2 separate regions of the Homo sapiens genome follow, and region 2 is linked to region 1. A link is a loop called in an ENCODE intact Hi-C map of the cell type or tissue named here. Cell type or tissue: Caco-2. All regions are shown on one strand. Links, peaks and the distances in the headings refer to the core of each region. The heading gives the core; the rest is flanking DNA. Region 1 overlaps LINC01619 (long intergenic non-protein coding RNA 1619). Region 2 overlaps LINC01619 (long intergenic non-protein coding RNA 1619).

Evidence for each region. Hi-C counts contacts between places; a loop is a spot of excess contacts. Peaks named below come from ENCODE experiments on the same cell type or tissue, not always from the same donor. Only the 100,000 strongest peaks of a DNase experiment are listed, where the experiment ranks them.
Region 2: a loop joins it to region 1, with 6 times the contacts of the local background. A loop is called at or near these places in 2 of 110 quality-filtered maps.

The regions. Positions count from the first base shown.
Region 1 is chr12:91,992,420-92,009,207 of GRCh38, reverse strand. It overlaps LINC01619 (long intergenic non-protein coding RNA 1619), which reads left to right. Exons shown (of 5, transcript NR_132341.1): 2 at 15,679-15,838. Among named protein-coding and RNA genes, the nearest start is that of LINC02404, 130 kb to the right of the region's middle. In Caco-2, for the core only: no CTCF peak of the experiment used is centred there; a DNase peak (open chromatin) is centred at 6,677.
Region 2 is chr12:92,063,161-92,079,948 of GRCh38, reverse strand. All of the region lies in intron 1 of LINC01619 (long intergenic non-protein coding RNA 1619), which reads left to right. Among named protein-coding and RNA genes, the nearest start is that of LINC01619, 71 kb to the left of the region's middle. RefSeq lists enhancers at 1,422-1,716, 1,065-2,264. In Caco-2, for the core only: no CTCF peak of the experiment used is centred there; DNase peaks (open chromatin) are centred at 8,658 and 9,488; H3K4me3 peaks cover 441 bases.

The DNA of each region.
Region 1 (16,788 bases), core at 4,691-9,690:
CCTCAAATTAAGCAGGTTGTGGGAGAATTTGATGATCAAATGTTACTTTGATTTTGCATTTCTTCCCCTATTAAAATAATATTAAAAGCTACCATCTTTAGTACTTACCCTGTTGCAGAGGCTCTCAAGTCTGAATGATTTTGCCCCTCCATGAACGTTTGGCAACGTCTGCGCACAATTTTGCTCATCACAGCTGGGGGTGGGGTGCCATTGGCCTCTAGTGGTTAGAGGCCAGGGATGTTGCTAAACATCTCACGGGGTACAGGACAGCCCCTACCCCCTCAAGCAAATTAATTATCTGGCTCCAAATGTCAGTGGTGTCAAAGTTGAGAAACTGCTCTGTAGTATCCTAATCATTATTTATTTCACTTTTTTTTAAATTGATAACCTACCAGGTGCTAGGCACTGTAACGCTGAGGATATAGCAGTGAACAAAATAGGAAAACATTCTTACTCTTGTTTGGTTTGCATTCTGTTAGGAGAGAGAGATAATAACCGAGATAAATCACTAAAATACTGAGTATGTTAGAAAGTTATAGGTGCTAGGGGGAAAAGTCAAGCTGAGAAGAGAATAGGAGATGTCAGCAGGGAATCATCGAAATTGAAATCCTCCCCTCATTCATTAAGGTAGGTGTATTTATCACTATTTGTGGATGAAAAATCTGAGTTTTAGAGAGGTCAAGTGTTGGTCAAAGGGGACGCTGCTAGTTAGAGATAAGGCTGGGATTTGACTTTGAATGTAAGTGACTTTTTAGGGTCTAAAGCAGCAGCCCCCAACCTTTTTGGCACCAGGGACCCGTTTCATGGGAGATAGTTTTTCCATGGACCGGGGTGGGAGATGGTTTTGGGATGATTCAAGCACATTACATTACATTTATTGTGCACTTTATTTCTATTATTATTACATTGTAATATATAATGAAATATTAATAATTATACAACTCACCATAATGTAGAATCAGTGGGAGCCCTGACATCTTGCTTTCCTGCAACTAGACGGTTCCATCTGGAGGTGATGGGAAACAATGACAGATCATCAGGCGTTAGATTCTTATAAGGAGTGCGTCTCACAAGGAGCGCGCAGCCTAGACCCCTCGCACGCGCAGCTCACAATAGGGTTCACACTCCTATTGGAATCTAATGCTGCCACTGAACTGACAGGAGGAGCTCAGGCGGTAATGTGGCAATTGCAAGCAGCTGTAAATACAGACAGAGCTTCCTGTGCTCACCTGCTGCTCACCTCCTGCTGTGTGACCTGGTTCCTAACAGGCCATGGACTGGGACTGAAGGCTGGAGACTCCTAGTCTAAAGTGTTCTTTCCACTGTGCCATTTTATATATGATCATCAGAAACCAGGGTTGTCTTTCTTCCTTTTGATGAAATTCTCCTTTCTTAACTCACAGATAACCGTATCCCTCCCCACCCAAAGCATTCATTTCTTACATCTGTGTTTCTGCTGGTCTTAGTATTCCCAGGTTATATTCTTTTTCTATCTTCATTACTATCGTTAAATATGCCCAAATCTCTCTACCATTTAAAAAAAGAAATGAAAAAAGTTCCCACCTTCATTCCGCATGCCCCTCTGGCTATAGCCACTCTCTTTCCTTCCTGTCATAGCTAAACTTCTTAAAAAGATGCTCCAGGCCAGGCGCAGTGGCTCACGCCTGTAATCCCAGCACTTTGGGAGGCTGAGGCGGGCAGATCACCTGAGGTCGGGAGTTTGAGACCAGCTGGACCAACATGGAGAAACCCCATCTCTACTAAAAATACAAAAAATTACCTGGGTGTGGTGGCGCATGCCTGTAATCCTAGCTACTCGAGAGGCTGAGGCAGAAGAATTGCTTAAACCTGGAAGGCGGAGGTTGCGGTGAGCCGAGATCACGCCATTGCACTCCAGCCTGGGCCACAAGAATGAAACTCCATCTCCAAAAAAAAAAAAAAAAAAAAAAAAAAAATGCTCCATACCAGCCATTTCTACCCCTGACCCAATTTACTTGTAATATAGGATCACTGTACTCTTATTCCATACAAATTGTTCTGTCAGGAGCCACCAATGACCCTGAAACTCTGCTTTTACAGGCTTTGTTCTGTAGGTCTGCCCTTTCTACTTGGCCTCCTCCCATGCTCTTCCTTTCCCTGAGTCTGATCGACTTCTCTGGTGCCTGACACCTTTTAGCTCTCTGGGATTTCCTTCTTCCTCCAGGGAGCCTTCATGGATTTCTCTGCTCTTTCAGCAATTTATTGACCTGCGTCCTCCAGGATCCTGTCCTCGGCTTTCTTTCTTTTCAACAATGGCTTGAACAAATTAGTCATTTTAGAGCCATCCCAGAGATACATGACATTATTTGTAATTTGCTGAGATGCAATGTGATTTATATGTGAGAAGAGTAGGATGTGCAGCATGAGGACCAGCTTTGATGGGTGATCCACCTTGCTCAACTCAAATAAGTGTTACAGAGCGGACCCCCCCACCCCCGCCAACACCCTTGACAACGATAAGAGCTCCTTAGCTGTTCTCTTTGGTCCCAATTTTAGCTCTACCCTTTATTTTTGTCATGTTCATCCTTCCAAAAGGCAAACCTAATCATGATCTAGCTTCTAGCCCCTTCATTGTTCACAACATAAAAGGTTTACACCCATGTTTTCATGCCAAGCACAGCCTGCCATTTGCCTGGAATGCCTTCTCCTCCCCAACCCATCACTCTTACTTCACAATGTTGATCTTGGGAAGTCCAATTCATTCTGGAAGGCTCAACCTTAAGCATCACTTTTCTTCCCCTTCCCAGATTTCTAGGCAAAGTTTCATCTCATATATTCCCCCACTGCCTCCCACATTCAATTAAGTTGTGCATTCCCTTAGGGCATTGAGAGGGAGACTCAAGAACAAAATTTTAATTCTCAAGTAAGCTGCTCTACCCAGCATATTGTCTTTTTTTTTCTTTTTAAAGCTTTCCCACTCTCTCAATTCAAAATTTTAAAATATTGGACAATAATTTGCTGTGTGGCTCTGTATATTTTACTTAATCTCTCTGAGCTGTCATTTTATCAACTCGAATTCCATCAAATAATGTTCTTCTTTTAACTCAAAAAAATATTAAACAGTTCGAGTTCTCTAAAGGAAAAGATGTCATAAACCAAAGATGAAACAACTTGTCATTCATTGAAGAAAACTGTCCATAATTTTTTTTTTTTTTCTGAGACGGAGTCTTGCTCTGTCACCCAGGCTGGAGTGTAGAGGCACGATCTTGGCTCACTGCAAGCTCTGCCTCCCGGGTTCACGCCATTCTCCTGCCTCAGCCTCCCAAGTAGCTGGGACCACAGGCACCCGCCACCATGCCCGGCTAATTTTTTGTAGTTTTAGTAGAGACGGGGTTTCACCGTTTTAGCCAGGATGGTCTCGATCTCCTGACCTTGTGATCTGCCCGCCTCGGCCTCCCAAAGTGCTGGGATTACAGGCATGAGCCACCGCGCCCGGCTTGTCCATAATTTTTTTGTTATGAACCATTTCATTTAGAACCCAACAATGTGTAAATATGTCCAAAGAATAATGTTTCCCCTCATGCATCTTTAAAACTTGAAGCCATTTATAATGTTAAGTAAAATTTGCCATATAATTTTTCATGTGTGTGGATGACATCACAATTTGGCTTCTTCTTGAATTTCTCCTTAAAGTTTTGAAAGACTTCAGGTTTGTCTTTTGCTATTCTTCTTAGCTCTTTTTTTTCCTCCTAAAGTGAAAGGAAAGTTTCATGTCAGAAGAGTGAGGAGATAAAATTTAAAATTAGATGTCCTTGACCTTGATTCAAAGCTTCCTTAGATAATCAGTGGTGCTTACTGCCACAACTTGGAGAAGAGAAATGAAGCAATAGAGAAGGAGAATTTAGAAGAAAAGGGCTATTAGATAAGAATGACAGTTACCTTTACTCACTTTATGAATTGTTGTAGAATTAAAAGTTGTAGAATTAAAATCACTTTTTAAAAATATCATTTTGGTGAGACGGGTAAATATGTGGCAATGAATTATCGTTAAGAGAAAATAATGCAAGGAAAGAGTTTCAGTCAGGCTTTCATTCACACTTTACTGTCCTTGACACTTCCATGGAATATTTCCATGTGTAGAAAACTGATGCTTAGATATTAGAGGTGGAATGAGTATGGAGAGAGAGAGAGAACTAGAATTTATTGATTTTATCACCTGTGCTATGTGTTTATGTTATTTCATTTACTGTCTTTAACAGCTCTATGAGGTATATTTACCTACTTTTATTTTAAGCAGACTAGAGCTTGCTATAGTTACTGGTAAATAGAGCCAAAATTAAAACCTGGGGTTTTCAGTCAGGTGCAGTGGCTCATGCCTGTAATCTCAGGAATTTGGGAGGCTGAGGAGGGTGGATCACTTGATCCCAGAAGTGGGATTTTCTTTGAGACCAGCCTGGGCAACATAGTTAGATCTTGACTCTACAAAAAAATTAGAAAATTAGCTGTGTGCAGTGGTGCATCCATGTAGTCCCAGCTACTCAGGAGACTGAGGTGGGAGGATTACTTGAGCCTAGGGTGTCAAAGCTGCAGTGAACTGATTGTGCCACTGCACTCCAGCCTGGGGGACAGAGTGAGACCCTGTCTCTAAAGCAAGCAAGCAAACAAACAAACAAGAAAACCCAAAAACCTAGGATTTTCTGACTCAGACGTTATACCACACTGATGTCCTATTGTGTAGAAAATACACGTCCTAACCTCAAGCAGTTTATTAATCCAGAAAAGGAATGCAAATCTCTATAAAGGGCAGAGGTGGCAGACCCCACATGTATCCTAAGTACTGTAAAAATAACCTCATCTAAGTGATTTTGAAGGTTTGGCCTCACTGCAGATAGGACACCCACTTTGAATTGCTTTTCCCTGGACAGTAATGCAGAAACAGAGAGAGACTTTTTCGCTAACATGTTTTATTTTTTACCCCCCAGCAGATAATATAACATGTTACAAAGATTTTGATGTTATTCAGAATCAAGCCCTCATATTTAATCTTGATCAGACACAATTTCCACTTGTAAAATAGGGATGATGATGATGATATCTACCTTATGGGGTTACTATAAGATGCCTCTTTAAGGTGCTAGCATCATGTTCAGCTCTCTAAAATGCTAGTTATGATGATTTGCTGCAGCCATTGTTGTTGACATGTGTTTTGATACTTATTGATGCATTTTGGAGACCTTTGGTGGGAGGTCTGGCTGTAACACTAGATAGAACGGCTGCACTTACTGACCAGTGGTGCTGATCAGTCTGATATGTACCTCAAAGTGCTAAGTAATTGGGTGTGGGGATGAGAGAGGCCAGGGTTGGAGAGATACTGGAAAGAAGAAACCAAGTGTTTTACTAAAAGTGCTTTGAAAAATCGAGTCAAGGGAATGGCAGGAATCTACAGGGAAAAGTAGAAAAAGGGTGAGAAGGGAGACAAATATTGGCTTCTTTCCAATTAAAGAGTTCTGGGACAATGGTCACAACGTTTGCCTGTTAATGGGGAATTTTCTTCTAAAAGACTAACCTCAAAAACACCAATCGCAAAATAATGGCACATGTTTGCTCTTCCTTATTTCATTCTTTAATGGAATACATTTAAAAAAGAAGTTGTTTCACATAAACCCGATTAACTCTGAAGACAGTCATAACCCATCCAAACCAATCCAAATGAAGGTAAAAGGAATAATCAGCTCTTATTATGCAAAATGGTGCTTAGTTAATTTATTGCACTGCACTAAATAATAAGCTGTTAGGCTCCACATTGCTTTTTCCACATTAGATTAAATAGCTTATTGCTGCTGGAGCTTATTTCATATTGCATACAATTTGGATATATTACATTGGCGTAGATATTAGTCCATTATAAGAGACAGGCATAAGTACTTCATTTATAGGATCTCTCCATTTGGAAAATGGTAAGGAAGAAGAAGAAATGCAAACGAGAGTAATGAACAGAGGGGATTTATGTGCATTGCCTGATGGGTCTGCTGTGGGTGACAGCTGGTTGCCACACATGGGGCCCAGGCACCTTGGAGAAAAGTAACATTTCCAATGGGAAGAAAATCCAAAGAGAGTTTATGTTCTTTTTCAGGGAAGTGTTGACATTTTAATTACTTTCTGTTTTCTTTGGAGCTACATTTGAGAATTGGAAACAAGTTAGAAAAATAAGAATTGGCTTTATTAGAAATAAGATGAATTGACATGCAGGCAGGAACGGGAGAGAGTCCAGGGTTAGCTCTTAACAAACTGAAGTCTCCAGCAGTATCCAGAGAGCCAAAAAAATTCAGCCATTGAAAAACTAACCAGAAGAACTACTCAGGGCTTATCATCTCTGAAAGCAGACTGTGCCTCTGAGCAATCTAATCTTTTCCGGCCTTGGTGCCTCTGTACTTCACTGTTTAATTTTTTTGCTTTACACTTTGGTCTTTTGCGAACAAGGGTAAGGCTAAGTAGTACAGGAATGCAAAGCAAAAAGAAAATAATCAGGGAGAATTGGAATGAGTTGGGGAAACTGGGAGGTTTAGAATTATTTAGTTTTGAAGATAATCTGATATTTTTGGTATTTCATAAAAGAAAACTGCCTGTGGAAGTGAGGGGGGAGCCTGAGTAAATGGCTTTGGAAGATAAGATATATTTGCACCTTCTCTACCTGCACCTGGAGTTGCCTGGGACTGAATAAACACTTAGCCAACCCAGTGTGTCTACCAGCACCAGCATATTCCAGGGCTCACAAATCCAAAAATAGTAACTCATTTGAAGATTGAACTTTTAAAAAAAAACAAAAACAAAAAAGCCAAAATCTCCCACCAGCATCTTTGTGGTGCCTGAAAGGGTGACTCATGTGGACATAGGTTTTTCTTGTCCCTTGCTCACCCTCCCAGCATTGCTATGCTGTAGGAATAGCGCAAAAACTCCCTAACTTCAGACCAGCCAATTCAGCAATAAGTGGGTCAAACTGAGTCCCCACAAATTATCTAACAGCCACTGTGTGCCATGTGATTTAAATATACTACTTAAAATTTCAGAAAAATCTATAAGGAGATATTATCTCTGCTGTAGATATTGTTATTTCTGTTTAATAAATAAGAAAACAGGCTTTGGTAAGTTAATTGCCAAGTTATATATAAACTTTTATTGGAAAAGATTTCAAATATATATAAGAGAAGATGAAATAATGAACTTCCATGCTTATTTCACTAATTCAGGGTCAATTTTGTCAATCACCATCTACTCCCCCCATTATCTTTTACTTATTTTTACTTTTTATTTAAACATTTTAAAAACTGACACATAATAATGTATGGGGTACATAGTGGTGCTGTGATACGTGTAATGCATAGTGATCCTATCAGGGGTAATTAGCATGTTCATCATCTCAAACATTTATCATTTCATTTCACTGGAAACCTTCAATGCCTTTCTTCTAGGTATTTAAAACTATGTAATATGTTATTATTGGCAATTGGCATCCTACAGTGCCACAGAACACTAGAACTTATTCTGTCTACTTAGCTGTACTGTCTTTTAACAAATTTCTCCCTATCCTCCTTCTTCCCCTTTCTCTTCCCAGCCTCTATCATCATCCTCTATTCTACTTTTTACTTCTATGAGATCAACTTTTTTTTTTAGCTTCCACATGTGGTGTTTAACTTTCTGTTCCTGGCTAATTTAATTTAAAATAATGTCTTCCAGTTTCATCCATGTTGCCATGAATAAAAAGAGTTCATTCTTTTTAAAGGCTGAATAGTATTCCATTATGTATATATACCATATTTCCTTTCTTTTCTTTTACTTTTTGAGACAAGGTCTTTCCCTATTACCAAGGCTGGAGTGCAGTGGTATGATCATGGCTTTCTGAAGCCTCCAACTTCTGGATTCAAGCAATCCTCCTTCCTCAGCCTCTTGAGTAGCTGGGACTACAGTACGCTGGACCATCATGAGTGGCTAATTTTTTTTTCCATCTGTACAGATGGGGTCTTTCTATGCTGCCTAGGCTAGTTTTGAAATCCTAGCCTCATGTAATCCTTCCACCTCGGTCTTCCAAAGTGTTAGGATTATAGGCTTGAGCCACTGAGCCCAGCCTACCACATTCTCTTCATCCGTTCATCTGTTGTTAGACACTTAAATTGATTCCAAATCTTAGCTATTGAGAATGGTGCTGCTGGGGGTGCAGATGTCTCTTTGATACACTGATTTTCTTTCCTTTGGATAATTGCCCAGTAGGGGGATAGCTGGATCAAATGATAGTTCTATTTGTAGACTTTTCAGGAAATTTCATGCATTTCTCTATAGTGGCTATACTAGTTTACATTCCCACCAACAGTGTGTAAGAGTTTCCTTGGTTTTGCAGCTTCACCAGCATTTGTTATTTTTTGTCTTTTTGATAATAGCCGTCTTAATTGGGGTGAGATGATACGTCATTGTGGTTTTGATTTGCATTTCCCTAGTGGTTAGTGATGTTGGGCATCTTTTCATGTATTTTTTGGCCATTTGTTTGTCTTCTTTTGAGAAATGTCTGTTCAGAGCATTTGTCCATTTTAAAATCAGATTTTTTATTTTGCTGTTGAGATGTTTGAGATCCTTGTGTATTCTAGATATTAATACCCTTTGGATGAGTAGTTTGCAAATATTTTCTACTATTCTGTGGGTTATCTTTTCACTCTATTGATTATTTACTTTGCTATTCAGAAGCTTTTTAGTTATAATCCCATTTTGTTTTTGCTTTTGTTGTGTGTGCTTTTGAGGTCTTATTTATAAAATCTTTTCCAGGCTGGGCACAGTGGTTCATGTCCGTAATCCCAGCACTTGAGCCCAGGAGTTTGAGGCCAGCTTGGGCAACATGGTGAAACCTCATCTCTACCAAAAAAAAAACCAAAATTATTTTCCCAGAACAATGTCTTGAAGTGTTTCTCCTATGTCTTCTTCTAGTAGTTTTATAATTTCAGGTCTTACATTTAGGTCTTTGATCCATTTTGAGTTGTTTTTTGTATAGGATGATATGTGGGGGTCTAATTTCATTATCTTCTATATGGGTACCTGGTTTTCCCATCACCATTTGTGGAAGTGACTGTCCTTTCCCCAATGTATGTCCTTGACACCTTTGTCAGGAATCTGATGTTATATGTTGCATATGTCAGGAATCTGATGCAATATGATGTTATATGTTGACTGTAGATATATGGATTAATTTTGGAGTTCTCTAATCTGCTCCACTGGTCTATGTATGTGATTACCATGTTGTTTTAGTTACTACAGCTTTGTAATATATTGTATATTTTAAAGCCTGGTAGTGTAATGTCTCCAGCTTTTTTTTTTTTTTCTTTTTTTCCTCAGGATTGTTTTGGTTGAGGTCTTGCGTGGTTCCATACAATATTTGGGAATGGCTTTTCTATTTTCATGAAGAATGTTATTGGTATTTTGATAGGAATTGTGTTAAATATGTAGATTGTTTTGGGTAGTTTGGTCATTTCAACAATATTAATTCTTCTGATCTGTGAGCGTGGGATGTTTTTCAATTTGTTTGTATTCTCTTCAATTTCTTTCATTAGTGTGTTGCAGTTTTCCTTGTAGAGAATTTTCACCTCCTTGGTTAAATTTATTCATAAGTATTTTATTTTATTTTGTAGCTATTGTAGATGGGATTGCCTTCTTGATTTCTTTTTTTTTTTTTTTTTTTTTTGAGACGGAGTCTCGCTGTCGCCCAGGCTGGAGTGCAGTGGCGCAATCTCTGCTCACTGCAGGCTCCGCCCCCTGGGGTTCACGCTATTCTCCTGCCTCAGCCTCCCGAGTAGCTGGGACTACAGGCGCCCGCCACCTCGCCCAGCTAATTTTTTGTATTTTTAGTAGAGACGGGGTTTCACCGTGTTAGCCAGGATGGTCTCGATCTCCTGACCTCGTGATCCGCCCGCCTCGGCCTCCCAAAGTGCTGGGATTACAGGCGTGAGCCACCGCGCCCGGCCTCTTGATTTCTAATTCATTGCTGGTGTATAGAAATGCTACTGATTTTCACATATTGATTTTGTATCCTGTAACTTTACTGAATTTGTTTATCAGTTCTAAGAGTTTTTTGGTGGAGTCTAGGTTTTTCTATATATAAGATCATGTCCTGTGAAAACAGGGACAATTTGAATTCCTTCTTTCTAATTTGGATTCCCCTTATTTCTTTCTCTTCCCTAATTATTCTGACTAGGATTTCCAGTACCATATCACAAAACAGTAGTGAAAATGGGCCTCCTTGTCCTGTTCCAGTTCTTACTTTCAGCTATTCCCCATTCAATATGATGTTAGCCGTGAGTCTGTCACATGTGGTCTTTATTGTTTGGCGGTACCTTCCTTCTATACTTAATTATTGAGAATTTTTATATGAAGGGGTGTTGAGTTTTTTCAAATGTTTTTTCTGCATCTATTGCAATGATCATATGGTTTTTGTCCTTCATTCTGTTGATAGGATGTATCACTTTTGTTAATTTGCATATGTTGAACCATTCTTGCATTCCTGGGATTAATCCCATTTGATCATGGTATATTATCTTTTTGATCTGTTGTTGGATTCTGTTTACCAGTATTTTGTTGAAGATTTTTATGTCTCTGTTCATCAGGGATATTGGCTCGTAATTTTCATTTTGTGTATGTGTTCCTGTCTGGTTTTGGTATTAGGGTTGTGCTGGTCTCATGAAATGAGTAAGAAAGAACTCCCTTTGCATCAGTTTTTTTTGAGAGAATTGGTATTACTTCTTCTGTAAAACTTTGGTAGAATTCAGCAGTGGAGTCATCTAGTCCTGGAGTTTTTGTTGTTGTTGTTGATGGGAGACTTTTGTTTACGTTTTTGAAAAGCCAACTTTTTTTGTGGTTGATTTTTAAAATTATGTTTTCTTAGTCTCAATTTTATTAATTTCCGTTCTGATCTTTATAATTTCCTTCTACTACTTTTAGGTTTGACTTGTCCTTGCTTTTCTAGTTTTTTGAGATGCATCATTAGGTTGTTTATTTGAAATGTTTCTAATTTTTTGAGGTAGGTATTTATTGTTATAAACTTGTCTTAATACTGGTTTTGCTGTGTTGCATAGGTTTTGGGATGTTGTATTTTGATTTTCTTTTGTTTCAAGGAATTTTCTAATTTTATTTTTAATTTCTTCATTCATTAGTTAAGAGTAGGTTGTTTAATTTCCATGCATTCGTATAGTTTCAAGTGTTCCTCTTGTTACTGATTTCTAGTTGCATTCTATTATGGTCAGATAAGATACTTGGTATAATTTAATTTTTAAAATTTTTTTGAGACTTGTTTTGAGTCTTAATATATAGGCATTACAGGAGAATTCCATGTGCTGATGAAAAGAATGTGTATTCTGTAGCTGTTGGATGACATGTTTTGTAAATGTCTGTCAGGTCCATCTGGTTTATGGTGCAGTTTAAATCAGATTTTTTTTTTTGTTGATTTTCTGTCTAGATGATCTGCTGAATGCTAAGTGGATTGTCAAAGTCCCCAACTATTGTATTGGGATTTCTTTGTTCAGGTCTAATAATATTTTCTTTATATGTCTGGGTGCTCCAGTGTGGGGTGCATATATATTTACAATTGTTTTATTTTCTTGCTGAATTAATTCTTTTATTATTATGTAATGTTCTTGCTTGTTTCTTTTTACAGCTTTTGACTTGAAGTCTATTTTTTCTGATATAAGTACAGCTACTCCTGCTCCCTTTTGGTTTCCATTTACTTGCAATATCTTTTTCTATTCATTCACTTTCAACCTCTGTAACCCTTTACAGGTGAGATGAGTTTCTTGTATGCAGCATATAGTTGGGTTGGGTCTTTTTCCCATTATTTTGAGACAAAGCTCCAAGCATTAATTTCTTTTTACCTATATATCTTTCAGTTTGGGTCTCTAAGAGATAGGGATTCTTTAAAATAAAATACCATTATGACACCTAAAAACATTACAATAGTTTCTAATATCAATTAATATGTAGTCAGTATACACGTATCTCCAATTATCTTACCATCTATTTTTTTAACAATCAAATCCAGATCTAAACAAGGTTCATGATTTATTATTATTTGATATATTTCTAGGGTCTCTTTTAACCTGTAGGCTCTATCTTCATCTCTACTTTTTTTTTTCTTGGTCCCTTTTTTTTTCTTTTCCTTGGTCTTATTGGAGAAACGAGATTGTTTTAACTGAAGATTTTCTAATAATTTGAATTGTCTTGATTCCATCCCTAATGTGTTCTCAAACATATTCATCATCTTGTACAATGCACTTCTTTTAAATTCACAGTTACGGCTAGAGATCAGATTCTGCTTCCATGGTTTTGGCAAGATTACTTCACAAATAGTGGTATATATTTCCATAAGTGGAAATGTGCATGTGTGAAATGTTAACAACTATTGAGGATTTTTGCCTGGATTAATCAATTCTTTTGCTATTGCAAAGTGGTGATATCTTAATTTTATGATTTTAAAAAATTGACTTTATTTTTTAGAGCAGTTTTAGGTTTGCAGCAAAGTTGAGTGGAAAGTATGTAAAATTCCCATGTACCCCCAGCTCCCACCCATGCATAGCTTCCTTCATTATTGATATTCCTCACTAGAGTGGTAAGCTGTTTACAATTGATGGATGTACATTGACACATTATTATCACCCAAAGTCCATCCTTTCTTTGGGTTCACTCTTGGTGTTATACATTCTATAGGTTTTGACAAATATAAAATAACATGTATCCACTAACGATTCATTCTTCATTTATTGACTAGGGTATTTCTGTAAGGAGAAACTTCTTCCCCTCCCCATTTCCTACTTGTATCTACAGTAACAAAACCCAGGATAAATGTTTTGTTCTTTACCTCATCTAGCAGTTTGCAAAATAATGAGTTGGTTCTCTCCTCTGAGGTAAACATGAATTGTTGTTTCTGTTAAGATCACTAAGACGTCACATATTTAAACATATTTGAAGTATTCCAATGCTCTATTATATGTGTATATATAGCTATATATATGTATGTGTACCTACATGCACATATCCATATATGTATACACACATCATATCCTAATAACTTGATTGTAAACTCATAGGTCACCAACATTTATAAACCTACTTTGTTGTCTAGTTTTAAATAAAGTAATCCATAAGACAATTAAAAATTTAATTTTAGAACAGTATTTTCTATTTAGCAGTTCTCATAAAGACTCCTCTGAGTTTCTGAGGATGGTAGAAAACCTTGCTTTGTTGCTAAAAAAGAGAAGCAGCTCTCTCTCTGTCTCTCTTTACATATATATTATATATATATAATATATGTAATGTATTATATATCTAATATATGTAATGTATTATATATAATAGATATATATGCAATATATAATATATATTATATATGTAATATATATTATATAAATATATAATATATATTATATATTATATGTTATATATATTATATATGTAATATATAATATATAAATATATATCTCTTTATATATACACACACACACAAGAACAAGAAGGAAGGAGAGAAAGAGAAGAGGAAGAAAAGAAAAAAAGAGTAAGCAAATGACTAATAAAAGACAAGTCAATTAATGGGCTATTGCACAATTTGGGAAAATTATTGTAGTTAATTTATTTATATGGTCTTACGTGACATTATTGGAAAGTAGTTAAGCTTGAGTGCTTGAGATTCAGACTACTTGGGTAAAATCTCTAGGTCTGATACTTCCTAGTGGTGTCAGTGTGGGCAAGTTACTTCTCTTTGGCTGATCCTCCTCAATAGTACAACAAGGATACAAAGCAGAGTTTTGTAAGGATAAAGTAAATGAATACATATAAAATGCTTAGATTGTTTATAGGAAATGGTCAATAAATGTTAGTTTATTTTGTTTTCATTGTTGTGATGATGATGATGGTGATGTGGTATAGATACGTGGATGGCAAAGTAGTATCTTTCTGGACAGAAAAGAAGAGCTAAAATGATATTTGTTAGGTAACTACTATGAGCAGATATTACACTAGCACCTGCTTCATATTATATAATGTATTTTTAATTTTAATTAAATTATCAACATTTTAAATTTATCAACATTATTTATTATTTATTTTAGCATAGTAGCTTGAATAGGCAAGGGATACAATATACCGTTTCTTAAATTGAGTGGTATTATTAAGTGTATTTGACCTATATCAGGTATTGTTATATCTGCAAAGAACTTATAAGATGAAGCATTATTCTAACATACAGAACTGGCAAAGAATGGAAATTTAAAATTCTATAAGAAAAGCTTAAAATCCCAGCAAAGGTGATCATGTATGAATGTGGATAGTGAGGCACTCATGAATCACATAATTCTAGTATTGCCCATGGTAAATTCATATCAATATTCACCAAAGTATTTTTTCCTCTACACAGGAAAAGAAAGAAATAAAAGCGAAACAATTTCGGAATCACTCCCTATAGCCACGGAAATGATTTTAATTACCAATTCATCTGTTGGCAGACTCTTCTGGCAGATGTACCTGCAACTTGGAAAGATAACAAATGAACCAATTCCTTACTCCAGAGTTGACACTGGTAGTGCTTACTGAATTTGCTCTCAAAAAAGAATCCTGGGCAACAATACATCTGGCACTCTGCTCGAGGAATTTGTCATGTCATTGACATGTTCAGCCTCCATTGTCCACACCACCCTGACAGCAGGTCCTTTATATTTCAAAGAAATTGCAGCCTGAATTAATATAATTAGAATGTAACTGTTATTCACTGCAGAAACTCCTTATTTCCAGAAGTAAAGATCTGATAGCATGTCTGTACTTAAAATCTTTCCCATGATGGCTGGAGGGGAGCAAGCAGATAATAAAATGACAGAATAGATGCTATTTCACGGGCTTTTTAAAGTATTAACTAATGGAAATATAGGGGGAGAAGAAAACTGTTCTACCCTTGGCATGTATAAATGGAAACATCTTTTAAGTTTACTAGCCTTTATAGTACTTCTATAAAATATGTTCTGAAAAGTAACTAAACTCAGAGAAATAAATTAAATCAGAAAAATTAGCTATCTCCAAAAAATATGCAATGAAGCATGAAGTAGAGTGGCTAATTCATAGACAGAATTACAGATTTAAGAGATGGTTGAATAACTTTAGTCATTTTTCCCTGCTTCCCTTTGAACAGTTGATGTCACTAACTAGGCAACTGTCACCAAGTTGGTAACTTGAGTGCTGGATTTTTGAATTTTATTCTTTGTTAGCATTCTGTTTCTACAAATACATGATTACTGATATAGTGGAAACTGACATTGGCATTTTTCTTTTGAAAATAAGATTGATTCACATTCTTTTAAATAAGTTAATTTTCTCACTGGGAATGACTCATTTGAGGGGGAACAATGGCCTGGCATATCAATGTGTTGGCTGGTGCTTATGGCCTCTTCTCTGAAGAATATAATGTTTATCCTTGTACATGTTATAGACCGTTTGTGTCCTTCTGAAATTTATATGTTGAAGCCCTAATTCCCAGTGTAATGATATTTGGATATGCAAGCCTTTAGGTAATTAGATTTAGGAGCCTTGAGGGTGGAGCTCTCATGGTGGAATTAGTGTCCTTATAAGTAGAGGAAAAAAACATCAGAGTGCTCGCTCTCTCCTTCTCTCTCCCCTGTGCCCTGCCTCCAGACCTCTGACTATGTGAAGATACGGTGGGAAGATGACTGACCGCAAGACAGGAAGAGAGCCCTCACCGAGGAACCAAATTGGCCAGTATCTTGATTTTGGATTTCTCAACCTCAAGAACCATGAGAAATGAATGTCTGCTGTTCAAGCCACCCAGTCAATGGTATTTTGTTATGGCAGCCCCAGCTGACCAAGAGAGCGCATATGAATTTAATGAGCATTGAGAAAAGCTAATGTTTTTCATTTTTTCCCTTAGAAGCATCTATCGATCTTCATTTGAAATTATGTGTCAGAAACTGCAATAATAGAAGTAAAGAGAATGGGCTAGGTAATGTAAGAATAGGGCTAAGGTTATGTAAGTGAGGGAGAGTTTCGAGAGAGGAATTTCAGTAGCCTTTAAAATTTTAAATAAAATACGCTCTATAAACCAAATGCATTAGTTAAGGAGCTGTGGGCATCAGTTTCTCCTTATAAAGATTGCATATACCTTTTAGTTAACATCTTGGACAAGTCAGGAATGATTCCTTTCCTCCAGGGTGTCCTGTGGAATGTCTACCTTGTCTCCCTCAACATAGAGGAACTATCGACCATTTTCCATTAAATAGCCTAGAATTAGGTGTGTTTCAGAATCACGTGTATATATGTACATGGTGGTTGGATGTGGGTGGATTCGGAAGGACTTGTTAAGATGCCCATGCCTGAATTCCTCCCAGATCCACTAAATCAGAATTGTCAGCTGTGGTGCCCAAATTACCTAAGTTAAAAACCACTCCAAGCGCTTCTGATACATACCAGACTTGACATCCATAGACCAATGTTCTCATTCATTGATACACATATTCAAGTTTACTACCTAGGCAGATCTTTCTATAGGTTATATATGTGAGTTTAAAAATGGGTACATTTAATTTTTATAAATGGAAGTCCATTTAAGACATTTTGGGCCAATGGTTTTGAGGAGAGCTCATTAGCATACCAGCTGAGCTGCCCCATTCCCTCATTGCACACCTTCCTTCTGCCTTTGCCATAGGTTGCTTAGTTTCTCAGTCTGCCTGTCTGGTCTGAGTTAGAAAGAAAAATGGGCATCTCACAGTTCCTAGCAATTTATTTTGC
Region 2 (16,788 bases), core at 7,369-12,368, 68 kb before region 1:
TCCCAGCTACTCGGGAGGCCGAGGCAGGAGAATTGCTTGAACCTGAGAGGCAGATGTTGCAGTGAGACAAGATCGCGCCACTGCACTCCAGCCTGGGCGACAGAGCAAGCCTCCATCTCAAAATAAATAAATAAATAAATAAATAAATAAAGTTTATTTCTAGATCTCTTTGCCCAATTAATCCTCTGAATCTCATCCCTGTGGTACCTTCCTGTGTTATGGTGTTTGTCACACTAAAATTTAATAATATGCTTTCTGATTTTTGCTTAATTAATAAGACCTTTGGCTTTTGGTTGACTATGTTTAAATATGAGTACACTATAAAAATATTTAATATATCAGAGCCACTATATGTAGCCTGTTTTGTCTATGTCAATAAACTTCTATTATTTTCTCAGATAGTTTGCTTTATAAACATAGGCTGACAGTTGGTACTTTGCTCCTTTTTTTAATATTCAGATGAAGGTACTGAAGCAGAGATTCCAAAGCCTGTTTTCTGATCGCAACAGAATCTAAAGACCTTAGAGGAGGCAAGAGTAACTCATTTGATCAGAGAGGAAGAGGAGAGAGGAGACAGAGAGAGAGAGAGAGAGAGAGAATGAGAGACAGACAGACTGAGTAGAATGAGAATATTAGGTGCCTGACTAGGAAACTGCAGAACAAGGTGATTACTCCTTCATCCTCCCCCTCCCCTCATGGAGTTGCCAAAGAGACTTGAAGTTATATTGTCCTGGTGATGGAACACTGTGGTTATGGTTACTGTGTAACTTTTGAAAATAATTTTTGGAATCATTGGTTTGCCAAGTAAAGTCCATTCATGTGCTATTATGTCATTATACCAGGAGAAGAATGGCATATTAGAAATAAAAACTGGAAAGAAAACTTGAAGTTAATGTCTAGTTTCTGCCCACGTGATGTGACTGGACCTTCTGTATAATGATGGCCATGCTTACAGCAGTCTGAGCAGACCAAGGTCAGAATAGCAACCTGCTCCCTGCTATCACTTCTATTACAGTCACCTCATTTCAGCCCTTGGACACAAAGCAAACTTTATTTGGAATTTTCCTGGCTGGTGAGACATCCACTCAAGGATTTTTTTTAGGTCATCTATTTCTTGTTTCTCCAATATGGATTCAGGAAAAAAATGGATCTAATTATGAACCTTTTGATCAATCAATTAGATGTTTCCTTGGTCTTTGAGCAGAAACTTAACATGGAATTCCTGAAGGTCAAATACATAACTCTGAATAAAATATTGAAGCGGGTTTCAAGTTTCATAACTACTGAATTTTGAGATAAGTGTTTCCATATGTTTCTACTGATGAATCAACCTATAGTCACTTCATAGTTTCACTCAAAAACATTTTTTTCCTTTCCCAGTTTTGTTTTTCTATTACATTTGTGTTTCTCTTCATCCCACATGAAATCTTCTATTCCCAAGAGAGCTCCTGAATGAGAAAGAAGAGAGGACAAAACAATGAAGTGTGAGCACGGAGTCAGTTGGGCAAAGTCCCAAGATATCTTCACAAGAAGGAATAACAAGGGTGGAGTGCACAGTAGGAGCAAAAAGTTGCTGAGTCACATAGAGACTAATGTTCCCACACTAGGATAGGAAGATCTTGGTACACAGACAACAGTTTGTCTGCAAGTCTTTTCCAGGGTTACTGGGCTGCCTAAACCAAACCACCCCTTCAGGCTTACAATAGTATGATGTTCAGCGACTCATCTCTTAAGACTCTTCCTTTTGACTCTTGTCATGCCTTCCCCATAAAGATCATTTCATGAATGGTTTGTCTGTGGTTCAGAGAGAGACATGTAAAAAGCTTAAATAGTATAAGGTAGGGTCTAGGATTAGTGAATTAATTCAACACATATTTATTGAACATATATTATGCATCAGTCATGTTTTTCTCTAGGAATTAGAAATAGAGTTATGGGTCACTGCTCCATTGAGCTTCCGTTCTAGCGATAACTGGGGAGTGGTGAAGAAGTCAGACATTCAGCAGATAAGTCAATGAACAAACATGATTATTTCTGAAGGTAACGTTTACCAAGGAAATAGGCCTGGGGGTTACCACTGAAAGTGATGAAGGGAAGGTGGAAGTGAAGTGTTCCAGGCAGAGGGAGCATCATATGCAAAAATAGCATGTGCAGATGAGAGTGGCTTCCATCCTTTTTTTGTCAGCTTCAAAGGCTTCTAGGAGCCATGGCAGAAGCTGTGATATGCCCAGAGGGCCCTGCAGTCTGTTGATGTTTCAAATCTAGGGAAACACAAGGGCCCTAGGCAGCATAGCCCTGACCTAAGAAAAAGAGGGTGATTAAACACCTCATGTCTTCTTTTGTCATTTTTGCTATTTTACCTCCCCTCTCAGTCTCTACCCACTTCTAGAACAATCTCATCTTTAGGGGTAGCTGCAAACAAGTCCCCATGGAAATGCTGAATAAAAGTATTTGAGGAACTTCTGTAAATAACTTTGAGAAATGATACCATAATTTCACTGGGCTTTGAAAAAAGTGCTACACTGTGGAATAATGAGTTTTATTGTAGTACATTAAGTCACTGATTCTCAACTGGGAGTGATTTTGCTCCTCTGTCTCCTTCCCCCAAGAAGACATTGGTAATGTCTGAAGACACCTATGATTGTCACAACTTGGGATATGAGACATCTAGTGAGTAGAGACCAGAGAGACACCATTAACCATGTGATAGCACACAGAACAGTCTCCCTACAACAAATAATTATCTAGGCCTGCATAAAATGTTGAATCAAAGCTCTTGTAGTTCTTCTTACCAGCATAGATTTAATCTTTCACATCAGTGTCCGGTGTTGTCAGAGTACAGAATGGGTTCCGTTTCTGGAGATTGTTAGTCTTCTGGATCCATTATTGGGGCTCAAATCCTGGCTCCTGACTTATCAGAGGTGTGACTAAATGTCTGTGTGTGAGGCCTTGAGCAAGTTGGTTAGCATTCTGTGTCTCCATTTCCTTATCTGTAAAATGAAGATAATAATAGTCCCTACCTCCCAAAGTTATTTTGAGGAAACTGTGAAGTGATGTATTTGATTATTAACAGGGTCTAGCATACCACGATCACTCAATAAACATTAAACATTATTATTATTTCCTGCTGCCAAGTCTTGCTTACTGAAATCAAGACTGGTAACTATCAGAAGATTTGGGTGGAGATCATCAACATTAGCATACCCTGTCCCACAAATTCATTTTGGATCCTTCATCAGCTAGTGGCAGCAAGTATTTATGGACTGCCCAAATGTATTTACGAAGAGCCTGTTATGTTGCAAATACTGTCTTAGATGCTTAAGATATAGCAGTGAAAATAACAGAAAAAAATTGTTCTAAGGGAGCATCTATTTGTATGAAAGAAAATAGACAAAAAATAAACAACAGTCAAAATATGTAGTTAGGTGAATGTTGGGGAGAGAAATTGGTAGTGTTGGAGGTGTAGTGTAATTTAAATAGGGTGGTGAGGAAAGACCTCAGTAAAAAGGTGACATCTGAGTAAAGACCCAAGTGAAATTAAGGAGTGAACCAAGTGGATATCTGGGGGAAGAAGTTAATAGAAGCAGTTGGCTGATTTGTGAACCAATCAGAGTTAGGTTATGGGCTGTGATTTTGTTGACTAATTGCACATGCCCCTTTCTTCCTTCCCTGGCTCTCTTCTGCTCATTTGGAAGAATTCTCTGTTTTTTTTTTTTTTCTTGTCTAGATTAGAAATTCTTTTCTCTATTCCCACAGCATTCTACTTCCTCTATCAAAATAGTTATCACACTTCATCATATAACTTGTTGAATTTTCTTTCCATGTTATTCTAGAAGGACTAAAAAGACCTTCTTGTGCCCCCAGAAATTATATCTTTGATATCCAGCACAGTTCCAGTAACCTGCCAGGCATCCTGCTGAATAGGGAGAAGGATGAAAAATATGGAGTGGACAGACCTGGTGGAAGTTTCCCCTTGAGTGCAGCAACGTGATGACCCCAGAGAAAAGCAGTAGACACATTTATCTTTGACTTGAAAATAGAGCTGATGTTTTAAAGCCTCAGTAAAGTATCTTAGCTATTTGAAATTTGCATGTGTCGTTGCACCACTGTCTGCGGCAGCTGATTCCTGAAGCATGATTCAAAGTGAATTTGAATTGCCTTTGGTATCTGCTATAAGGCTTATTAGACAGCTTTTGGGGACAGGCCTCAAAGTGAAAAAAGAAGTATAGTCCATTGCTGAGCAAGGAAGAGTATTTGAAACTGGCTTGGTTCAGAAACAGTGGCTACCTCTAAAGTGTCCTTGTCAGAGGCATGCTTAGAGTGACCAGTCATGCAGCAAAGACTTGCCTTTCAACAGCACATGTTATCTGGCAGAAGAACCCTTCATTACAAAGACAACAGCTTCCAGTGGCTTTTCCTAGAACTGTCCAGAAGCTCAGGTTTTCTCATTGAAAGATCAAGATCCTAATCTTTTATTAACTCTATGCCTATGCAGTATTTTTTTTTCTGTGATTTTTATCATGGAAAGAAAGGAATACGTCTTCTCAATATTTGGATCTTTTTCTTAGATTCCTGCCATCTTTTCAAAGCTTAATGATATGGACAGTTTAAACCCCGTTGTCATATTTGAATTTTCTATTCTCTGAGAATAGTGATTTAAGAGGCTCAACTCTCACAAGAAAAGTATCTGAGGAAATTGAGCAGAGATATGAAAAATAAATTGTCATTTGTTTACAATAAAATTCAATTCACTTTAATAAATTTTGTATTAGAAGCTGCCAAATCTAGTCTCAGCTTCCTGTTTCTCCTGCAACCTGGACACAAAAGCATTCCATTCAACCTCCCCTTCTAGTGACTGATTTTTTGCCAGGAACTCCCGGCATGCACTGCCATCTGTTCACCTCTCAGCTGTTTGAACCCACCTTCCTTCCTAAATTAATACGAGAAAGCATCTTCTCTATGTCAGTCCTTTCAGCTACTCCTTTACACAACAGCTAACTCCAACCTAATTCTAAGTATCAGGATTCATCCATAATTCTCTAAGAAGACACAACAGTAGCAAAACTGGAAAACCAAACCTATCTAAATATATGGCCCAATCAGCTGCTTAAAAACACTGCAGCTATCTTAAAGCATGTATTGCAAGCAGAATATCTGAATCCAATTAGATTATTTGATATCACACCTGAACTGAAGGACTCTCTAGAGGCAAATTGTTTTTCTGTTCTCTTCTTCAACTACTGTTGGGCCATCCAGGCCCAAGAGTTCTCAGCTCAAACGTTTTGGGGAGATAAGTTCCGAGATCAATTCAATAGCTGCCCTTTTTTTCTTTTCTTTTCTATTTGGCCTTTGGGTAGAATTAGCCACTTAATTTTTTTTTTTTTTTTTTTTTTTTGAGACAGAGTCTCACTGTGTCATCCCGGCTGGAGTGCAGTGGTGCAATCTCAGCTTACTGCAAGCTCTGCCTCCCTAGTTCATGCCATTCTCCTGCCTCGGCCTCCCGAGTAGCTGGGACCACAGGCACCTGCCACCACGCCCAGCTATTTTTTTTTTTTTGTATTTTTAGTAGAGATGGGGTTTCACCACGTTAGCCAGGATTGTCGTGATCTCCTGACCTCATGATCTGTCCACCTCGACCTCCCAAGCGCTGGGATTACAGGCGTGAGCCACTGCACCCGGCAGCCACTTTTTTTTTTAATATGAGGAGTTTCTTATAAACATATCTCTTTCGTGTTGTGTCTCTGTCAGGTTTTGGTATCAGAATAATGCTGGCCTCATAGAATGAGTTAGTGGGGACTTTTATTTTAAGGCCAGGCATGGTGGCTCATGCCTGTAATCCCAGCATTTTGGGAGGCTGAGGCAGGCAGATCACCTGAAGCCAGGAGTTCAAGACCAGCCTGGCCAACATGGCGAAACCCCATCTCTACTAAAAAATATAAAAATTAGCTGAGCATGGTGGTGGGTGCCTGTAGTCCCAGCTACTTGGGAGACTGAGGCAGGAGAATTGCTTGAGCCTGGGAGGCAGGGGTTGCAGTAAGCTGAGATCATGCCATGGCACTCCAGCCTGGGTGACAGAGCGAGACTCTGTCTCACAAAAAAAAAAAAAAAAGTGAGATCATGTCTCTTGCAGCAACACAGACAGAGTTGGAGGCCATTATCCTAAGTGAATTAATGCAGGAACAGAAAGCGAAATATTACATGTTCTCACTTATAAGTGGGACCTAAACACTGAGTACATTTGGACACAAAGAATGGAGCAACAGCCACTGGGACCTACTTGAGGGTGGGGGGGTGGGAGAAGGGTGAGGATCCAGAAAACTGCTTATTGGGTACTATGCTTATTACCTGGGTGATGAAATAAACTGTTCACCAAATCCCCGTGATACACAATTACGTACCACTGAACCTAAAATAAAAGTAAAAAAAAAAAAAGAGTCTCTTTGGAAATTAGAGAAGACAAGACTGAAGGAAAAGAAAGTGGAGGAAAAATCCAACTCTTCTTAAATATTTCTCTCTTCTCTAGAGACACTGTGCCAATAAAGATGAGAAAGGAAAGACTCGTGGTTGTAGAAACTGGCTGGGAGAAAACCTAAGTGTATTAGTTTCCTAGGGCTGCTGTAACAAAGTACATATGGTTCTTGACATAGTTTGGCTGTGTCTCCACCCACCCAAATCTCATCTTGATTTGTGGCTTCCATAATCCCCACGTGTTGTAGGAGGGACCTGGTGGGAGATAATTGAATCATGGGGGCAGTTTCCCTCATATTGTTCTCATGGTAGTGAATGAGTCTCACAAGATCTCATGGTTTTATAAGGGAAAACCCCTTTCACTTGGTTCTGATTCTGTCTTGCTGCCTCCATGTAAAACGTGCATTTCACCATCCGCCATGATTGTGAGGCCTCCCCAGCCACGTGGAACTATAAGTCCATTAAGTTTCTTTTACTTTATAAATTACCTAGTCTCGGGCATGTCTTCATCAGCAGTGTGAAAACGGATTAATACAATTCCCAACATATTATGGTTCCACTTGCAATTTTTCAACTTTATGATGGTGCAAAAGTGACACATTAAGTATCTACATCTGGATAAATCCTTTATAATTTGAAAATATTGTGACATAACCCCATCCTAAGTTGAGGGGCATCTGTGCTACAAACTGGGTGGCTTAAACAACAGAAATGTATTGACTTACAGTTCCGGTGGCTAGAAGTCCAAGAGCAAGGTGCTGGCAGATTTGGTTCCTTCTGAAGCCTGTAAGGGAGAATCTGTTTCATGTCTCTTTCCTAGCTCCTGGGGATTTTCTGTCGATCTTCGGGATTCTTTGGCTTTAGATGCGTCACCCCAATTTCTGCATTGATATCCACATCACATTCTCCCTGTGTGTGTGTATCTTCTTCTGTGTGCAAATTTCCCCCTTTTAATAAGGACACAGTCCACAGTCCTATTGGATTAGGGCACTCCTTAATGACCCCATGTTAACCTGATCATTAGCAAAGACCCTATTTTCAAGTAAAGTTACATTTGCAGGTATTGGGAGTTAGCATGTCAACAACTTTTAGGGGGAAATAATTCAATGCATAACACTAGGATTGACTGGAGCTGAATAAGGCCATTGTCTTCTTTCTGAATTCAAACTTGAATAATGGAGGAGGTTTCAGGCTGCTTAGTTGTATAGATTGCAGCATGAATGTCTTTCGTTGCTTAGCATTCTCATCAATCCACCAAGGCATATTCTGGCTCTCTTCTACATGTCTTACATTGCACTGTTTCTTATATACATTTTGAAAAATTATTTTGTTGCTATCAGTGTAATTTTTTCCTAGAAAATGGCTACATATGGGATGTGGAAAAGATAAACAAAATAAAACCCAATTTTAAGCACAAGAAATTGATCCAACTCTTTTTTTTTTTTTTTTTTTTTTTTTTTGAGACGGAGTCTCGCTCTGTCGCCCAGGCTGAAGTGCAGTGGCGGGATCTCGGCTCACTGCAAGCTCCGCCTCCCGGGTTCACGCCATTCTCCTGCCTCAGCCTCCCAAGTAGCTGGGACTACAGGCGCCCGCCACTACGCCCGGCTAATTTTTTGTATTTTTAGTAGAGACGGGGTTTCACCGTTTTAGCCGGGATGGTCTCGATCTCCTGACCTCGTGATCCGCCCGCCTCGGCCTCCCAAAGTGCTGGGATTACAGGCGTGAGCCACCGCGCCCGGCCGATCCAACTCTTATAGTACTTGTGAGTGTAGAAAATAAGAGTTGCTTTGGGTCTTCACTGGCTATTTTTCCAGAGTTTCCCTACCCGCTGTCATGCACACATCTACAAGACGCTAAAGCACTCATATGCATGCACATGCAGAAACTCATACATATACATAAAAGTGTAGTTTTCCAACAGAAGTTCTTACATTGGCTCTAGACAAGACTACTTGAGCATTGGCTCCAATTCCTCCTATATGGCAGTAACTCCCTTCATATTTCATTTGTTTTTAATCTAAAAAACAATTATTACCTCCTACTGGCAGATGACTGTCTATTAAATGCCCAACCTCCTGTATGCCAGCAGTAGAGCAAGAACAAGATAAATTGCTACTGGTTTCCCCAGGAGAAAATCTACTTTATCTCAAACAGCTGAATTGCCAGGTGGAGTTGAGTAAACTGTGGGGTTGCAACACAGTTGAGGCACAAAGTTCACCACTAACGTAAAACAGCCAACTCAGTTCTGCTTTTTAATGTCTTCTAAACTGACGGAACTGAGCAATATAAACAAGAGTGAAGCAATAGCCTCAGGGGTTGTCATTAGACAACTAATGAGCGAACAGCTATTTTATCATGTTTATGTGAAGAATACAATTTTATCTACTTGCCCCCCAAATTTACGGGGAAATAAAGGCCAAGAAGAGAAAAACTTTGCGGAAATTATTAGAGAAATATTGTTTATTTCCTGCTAGGTCAAATGATTCATAGTCTTATAGAGTTAGAAAGACCTTTTAGAGAGCAACTAATTCCAACTCCTTGTTTTCTTAGGTAAGAACACAGGAACTTGGGTAAATTAAATGGCATGAAGCCGGTTTAATGCAAAGTTTAGAGAGTTTTGGATTTAAGTCTCTTTGTATAATGGAGATAAAAATACATAGGTTATATGTTTTTATGAGGATTAAGTGAGAGAACACAGAGTTCCCAACTTGTCATATTGTGAGTTACCTTCCCTCCTTTGACCAGGGTCACCTAGCTAATTAGTTACAGAGAAAAGATTATCTATCATTTCTTAGTTCACCATCTCACCTCTGCCCACTGTTATCTTGGGCAGGACAGGAATCCTTTCAGGACAGGATTCCTGAAATCCCCAAACAAATGAACTTTATGGTTAAACTAAAAACATATTTTCAGTTTGTTGTTTCCAACGGCCCCACTAACAACTTTTACCAGAGCTGCTAATAATTAACCGAAGGGAATGACTGGATGGAAACTTTGTTCTGGCCTCCCCAGAGTGTACCTTGCCAGAGGTGGCGTGAGAGGCAGCCAGATTAAGAGAGAGAAGGAAAAGCCAGAAGCCTGCAAAAACACACATGTGCAATTGAACATCTTGGCTCTTGGACACTCAGAGCTGCAAGACATCGAAGTGCTTTCTTAATTTGTGTATTTACAGATTCGGGACTTCATCAGGGTCCAAACTCAGAGCGGTAGACCAGTGCCCTGGGTTTTCTCAGTGGCATCTCTTGCTCAATAAATTCATTAGTGACTTTCTGTAGCCTTACCCGGATCACAATCTCTGTTTTAACACTGTGACCTTAGTAGGGGTTCTCACAAAGTGGATTTCGGAAGAGAATGGAGAGAAATGGAGTGGGGAGTCATGGTGTTTGAGCATCAAGCATTCTATTGTTGATGATCTGGTGCTTGGCATCTCTTCATAAAGGTGGAAGATCAAAGAATACTTAAATTAGATATGCAAATAGAAGGAAAAACTAGCAACCCCTAACTTCTCTCTAAAATGCTAGTGATGAAGAAATTATTTGCTATGTGCCAGTCATAGGCAGCTATCGAGGGCTGCTTTTGTGGCTCTTTCACTGTTATTTTCCATGCATGAGTTTGGATTAGGTAGAGCTGCCATGTTCTTGGAAGCTGTCTCTTTCCCAGAAAGGATTAGAATTCTGCCCCATCATTTTGTCAAAAAAGCCAGTAATTTTTCTCACCTAGTTTCAGAATAAGAGGTAAAAATGTGCTAGGGCAACATGAGTTATTAGCCTTCCAAGCCATCAAATATTCAGAGGCTGTCATAGCCACCAACAAATCCCCTGGGCCCAGAATTGTGCAGAAGGTGTTCCATGATTCCTGGTTGAACAAATGAGGGATGGAAGAGGCTACTTGTGAAGACAGTTGCCCTTGATTTAGATGACTTTCACCAACCTTGGCTAGTTGAGTAGATATATTTATGGTATCCTGTTAAATTCTTTATTTACGATATCCTGTTAGAGTCTGTCTTCTAAATCCAGACATCCAAGAAAACAAGCCAAAATTACTGAAGAAACAAATAAGATGATTGACTTAATTTCAGTTTTGCAATTGAAACTAAATGTTCTATTCTAAAGTTGTAGAGAAGTAAGTTGGACTCTCCTCTGTTGCAAACAAAGATATTAATATTCCCATCGTAGGGTTGTTGTGAGGATTGAGTTGGTACCTGTTTAGAACAGTGTCTGCCAATAGAAAGGGCTCTGTAAATGTTAGATATTTTTTATTAATTTTTATGTCATGGTTTGAGCATGCTTTTAGACTAGCTTTTCAATCTTTTTCTAATTTCTCATATAGACAAGCATATATATAGTTTTTGCATAAATGCATATATGTTATCTCACACATATAATTATATATTATTTAGAGAAGTATATTAAAACTTTTGCTTAGCTTCTACTTCCCTTTCTTTCCTCCTTTACACCCCTCTCTGCCATGTAACTCGTTTGTGACTTGATATGTACTTTTACATTTTTCCCCTTGCTCATATCATATATACACTTTTTACACTTACACACATGTATAAGGGAAGTTTTGTTATTGTTTGTTTTATGAGCATTGCATAATATATACTTTCTACATCTCTTTTTTCATGTAAAGCATAACTGTACAGAAATCTCTTATAAGTAGAAATTTAGCTCTAATGAGTCTAACTCCTTGGAACTGCTGCCTAATAATCCATGGTGTGGATGAGCTGTTACCTATTCAGACATTCCCTATTGACTGGCATTTACTTTGATCCCTGTCCCTTCTCCTTTTCTTGCTATTATAAACACTGACATTAGGTGCCCTTTTACACATGCTCTATGTAATATTGGTCTGGGAGAGTTGCCAAGGAGAGAGATTGCAGGGTTAAATGGTGCATGTATCTTCAGTTTTTTTATGTCTGCTGCGAAATGGCTTTCCAAAACAGTTTTTACAGTTAAATTTTTCTCAGCATGTATGAACATCCATTTTTCCATATACCTACCACTAATAGAGGTTATTGATCATTTCAATTTTTGCCAGTCTGATGGACATAAAAATATATATATCATTGTAACTTTAATTTACATTTCCCCGACTATGATTTAATGTGAGAATATTTTCATTTGCTTGTTGGTCATTGCCCCTATGTAAATATCCTATTTGAATTCTTTATCCTTTTTTTCCGTTATTCATTGTCTTTGCTTTTGTCAATTTGCAAAACAAAACAAAAAAACACAAAAAACCCAACTGTTGCTGATGCCACAAATATTTCCAAACCTATCATTAGTCTACTGACCTTGTTGTGGAATCTTTCTTTTAACAAAATGTTTTAAATTCTTATATGATCAAGTAAGTCTCTCTTTTCTTTTATATCTTCTCCATTTTGACAAGAAAGCCTCCTTCCACATAATAGATTGTACATATATGTATATATGATATGCTAGATTTTCTTGAAGTATTTATTTTTTACAGTTGTCTTTAATCCAGAAGGCATTTCTTTTTGTAAATGGCATAACATTGGGGTTTGTTAAAAAAATCAGTTGAGTAGCTAGTTGTGCCATAATCAATCAAATACATATATAAATATGTATGTATATATGTATTCATATATGCATGTATATTTCCATATATGTACATGGATATATCCATATGTGTGTATATGTATATCCATGTATTATGGATATGGAATATACTTTCATTGGAAAAGAGTCTGGTTCAGTTTGAGAAGAAGGTGTTGAGTATGGTGTCACAGGAACAAAATATTTGAAAGAGAGAATTTGGAAGCTAAGATTAATTTGGAATCTATAATTGCACGTAGCTTTCTTCCCCTCCGCAACAGATTCAATTCTCTCAGACTCCTGAATCAAATGTCTGGTGGAGCCCATAAGTAGTAGTAGAAGTCAGTGAAACTAAATAGAGGATCAATAATTGTATATGCACATACATATATCAATATATGTATATATGCATATATGTATGTGTGTGGAAATGTATACATGTGTATATTATACATATATAGAGAATAAACATATACATATATGGAGATTATAGATACACACATAGATTAAATATATACCATATATATGGATACACATATGATACATGTATATCTCTACATGTGTAAGGTATATACATATATATTTTTATATATATATATCTGGTATATACATATAGAGATATACACACCATACCTATGGAAATATATATATGGGGGGTGTGTGTGTGTGCACGCATATAGTAAACATATATATATATACACACACACACCATATGTATGGATGTATGGATATATATGATATACATATGTGTATCTATAATCTCCATATATGTATGTGTTTATCTTCAATACATACATATAGTCCGGGCATGGCATGGCGGCTCATACCTGTAATCCCAGCACTCTGGGAGGCTAAGGCGGGTGGATCACTTGAGGCCAAGAGTTCAAGACCAGCCTGGCCAACACGGTGAAACCCCGTCTCTACTAAAAATACAAAAATTAGCTGAACATGGTGGCACATGACTGTAATCACAGCTATTTGAGAGGCTGAAGCATGAGAATCGCTTGAACCCAGGAAGCAAAGGTTGCATTGAGCCGAGATTGTGCCACTGCACTCGGCTGGGACAACAGAATGACACTCTGTCTCAAAAAGAAAAAAAATGTATAGATATATATCTATGTATACACTTCCATATACATACATGTATGTGTGTATACATACATTCATATATATATGTGTGTATATACAATTATTGATCCTCTATTTAGTTTCACTGACTTCTGCTACTACTTATGGGCTCCACCAGCTATTTGATTCAGGAGTCTAAGAGAGACTTGAATTGGTTGTGGAGGGGAAGAAAACTCTGAGCAATTATAGATTCTAAATTAACCTTAGCTTCCAAATTCTCTCTTTCAAATATTTTGATCCTGTGACATTATACTCATCCTCAAAGTGAGCCACAGTCTTTTCCAGTGGATGCATCTCTTGTATCACTTAACATGACTAGCCATTAGAGAAGTTTCTTTGTGTTCAGTTAGATACTAGAGACTCCATGCATCTCATGACCATGCACTCTTTCTGTAGTAAGTAGCTAGAGAAAGCAGCAGGGTAGTATGTTGCTTATCAGAGAAGTTAATATATCCATCTTCTCTCCCCTCATTTCTTTTGCTCAAATGAAATTTGGTATTTTGATAACTAAGACACAATTTTACTTATATCTATATTTTGATAACTGGACACACTTTTACTTACATCTATACTAAAATTTGAATATCAGTTATGGGGATTTGCTAGCAATTATGCCAACAAAATAGTAGAATGACATCCATGCATATCAAAAAAGCACAACTGACATATTTAGAAACATCTCCTATTAATCCAGGTTCATTTCAACCTGAATTCTATTTAAAGTCATGAAAAAAAAGCAAGACACAACAATTATTTAATCCGAAATGTGATGTACAGTAATGATTCTCTTTCATCCTAGGACAACACATTTCATACGTGTAAGTGACTAAAGGGCAATGACTCTTTATGGATTTTCCCTTTGGTGACCTTTACAAAAAGTCTAAGGTAAAGTTCTAACTCAGTTCATTCTACCTCCCCCTCACTGCTCTAAAAGAAGTATTGGGGAGGTGTCATTTCTACAAATCAAGTTCTGACTCAGTGCCAAAAAATTTTTAAGGAACAGAATTCTATATGCAGATTGCCTAGCCCAAGACAACTTTATAGTCACCAGGACATTTTTTTTGGAGGTGGGAGGGTGCAGTTCTCTGTTAAATTTTATTATTACATAAAACATAGCCTCTTCTCTTTTTTTTTCTGTACTTGAAAAAGCAGAAACTTTTTGTCATCACATAAACTTATGGAGTCATAGAATCTTAGGATTGTAAGGGACATTATAATGTAGTCAACATTAGAAATCAGCTACTTTAAACTCTTGCTAAATGCTCCCACTCCCCAACTCTGCTGTATTTTTTTTTCCTTTAGCTGAGAATTGATTTAAGGGAATGCAAGATTCTGTGAATGCCTGAACTCTGTTTCATGTCCTACTTCTGTCTTCCTCTGCAATTTGTTTAAATGACTTTGCCAGGAGGACTTTCCAGAGGTGGGGTTTTGTTCTTGAACTCATGTGAGAACACATTCGTGCCCTACATTCTGAGGGGAGGTGATCTCGGCGGGGATTTTTTTGCTCATGGAAGAAAAATATATGAGCGCATTTTTTTCTACTGGGCACAGCTGGTAGTTCCCTACTGACTGGTGTTTGTTTTGAAGTCACGTGGCAAAGGGGGTTTCTGCCAATGTTTACTCATTACACATTCAAATATGACACCCTGACGCCCATTCACAGTAGAACTTCAATGTTGCTATCCAATTCTCTTGCCAGAAACGGAAAGTTTATTCCCAGAGTGAAAGTTGCTCTCTTCGCAAATGCAGAGGGTTTAGTGCTCAACAGTGATAGTTGAGAATTGTTGGTTTTTAAATATTAAATTTATTGAATTATTTAATTTTTACATGATTTAAGTGGACTGCTTGGCTCATTATACCTAAAATAATTCTTAGTCAGTACCGCATTTATTAAAGAATAACTTTATGCTACAAGGAAGGGAGGCTGACAACCACTTTATACATTACTACCCTGATATAACTGAAATAATTTTATGCCTATTTGGGGCCCCTCCCTGTGAAAGGATGATACACACCTGCCATATTGCATGTGGGCAATGCTGTGACTTGCTTTGGCCAATGAAATAAGGGTGAAAGCCACTTTCTATCAGAAGCCCTAGAAGCCAGTGTGAGGTCCATCAATTGCACTTTTCACACTGCCACATTACTGGCAATGATCCAGATAGAGGCTGTTCTGTCCGCTAAGTCCTGGAGTAAACACAAAGCAGACCAAACCCACAGCAGACAAGGAACATGAACAAGAAATCAATCTTTATTATAGTGAGCTCCTGAGATCTGAAGGCCATTTATTACTGCAATACAATCTAATACAACCTAGCTCATTCTGACCAATGAAGATTGTACATTGGAAAGAGCAGAAAGATCCTAAGATAAATCCTGGTTCTGCCATTAAATAATGATGTGAACTTGGACATTTGGAAAGTACCAATGACTTTGACAACTTGAACCTCAGTTTCCTCTTGTGAGAAATGGACATAATAACCATTCCCTTCCTGATCATACAGAATGGTATGGGGCTAAAATCTCATCATTTATGTTGTAAATAGTACACTGGAAAGAACTATTGCCTATATAAAAGTAAGGCACTAAAATTATAATTTCCTTTTTTAGTGAGTCGCGTGTACTGATCTTCACCTCTTTTCAACTTTCTAGTAAATAGATGTTCTGAAGTGTATCCTCGTTATAAAGTTTTAGAAGTAATCAAACACAGATAGTCATACTTTCCCGAGAATGGCACTCCTGACTATAGTGGACCATTCTTTTTTAAAAATCTAGCTTTGAGATGAATGGATACACGTGGAGTGCTGCTGAGACATATGGACACTTGCCTGGCCAGGCCAATCTGCCCGATTATCTTTTCTGAGCCATGAGCATATCATGTTCTGGCCAAACTGCTTTTGCATTCTGAAAGAACATTGTAACAGACAGAGAATACTGTTATTTATTTTACCAGGAAGAATTAGATAGTGAAAAGAGCATTAGCTTTAGAAACAGGCAGACTCAGCCCATAGTAGTCACTCAATAAATATTTGTTGAATAAATAAACAATCAGTTCAAATCTCACCAACGATTTCTAACTGTGTGGTCTTGTGCAAGATATTTAACCTCTCTGAGTGTCAATTTTATTATAATTCCTACCTTAAAAAGCTTTTTTTCTTTAAAGATTAAGGAAATGGTAGATGTACAAGGTCTATCAAAGTACCTAGTACAGATTGAATAAATGTGAACCTTTAGTTAATTAGCCATGTTCTTTTCTGGAGTGGGTGACCAATTTATAGAAAAAAAAGTGGGCTTTAGGGCTTGTTTGCAGGGCTTCATTGGTGAATGAAGTCTCTAGATTCCTTCTGAAAAAATCAATAGCATTTTGACAAGACTATACCTTCTTTGCCACAGAAGCAATACTATGTAAGTGCACCCGAGGAAAGCATTTCAAATGCTTTTGATGCACAAAAGCTTCAAGGACTCTGCCTTTGAAAAGTTTTCCTAACAAAAGGAACCACACAGCCTCCCACTGCCTGGTTTCTAGATTGGTTTTCCATCTCCTCTCAACCATACTGCCTTTATCTCTCAGTTCCTGTATCTGCCTCTTTAATATACTTGCAGGTGCTTGAAAGACCCTTCTGCAGGTGTTTCT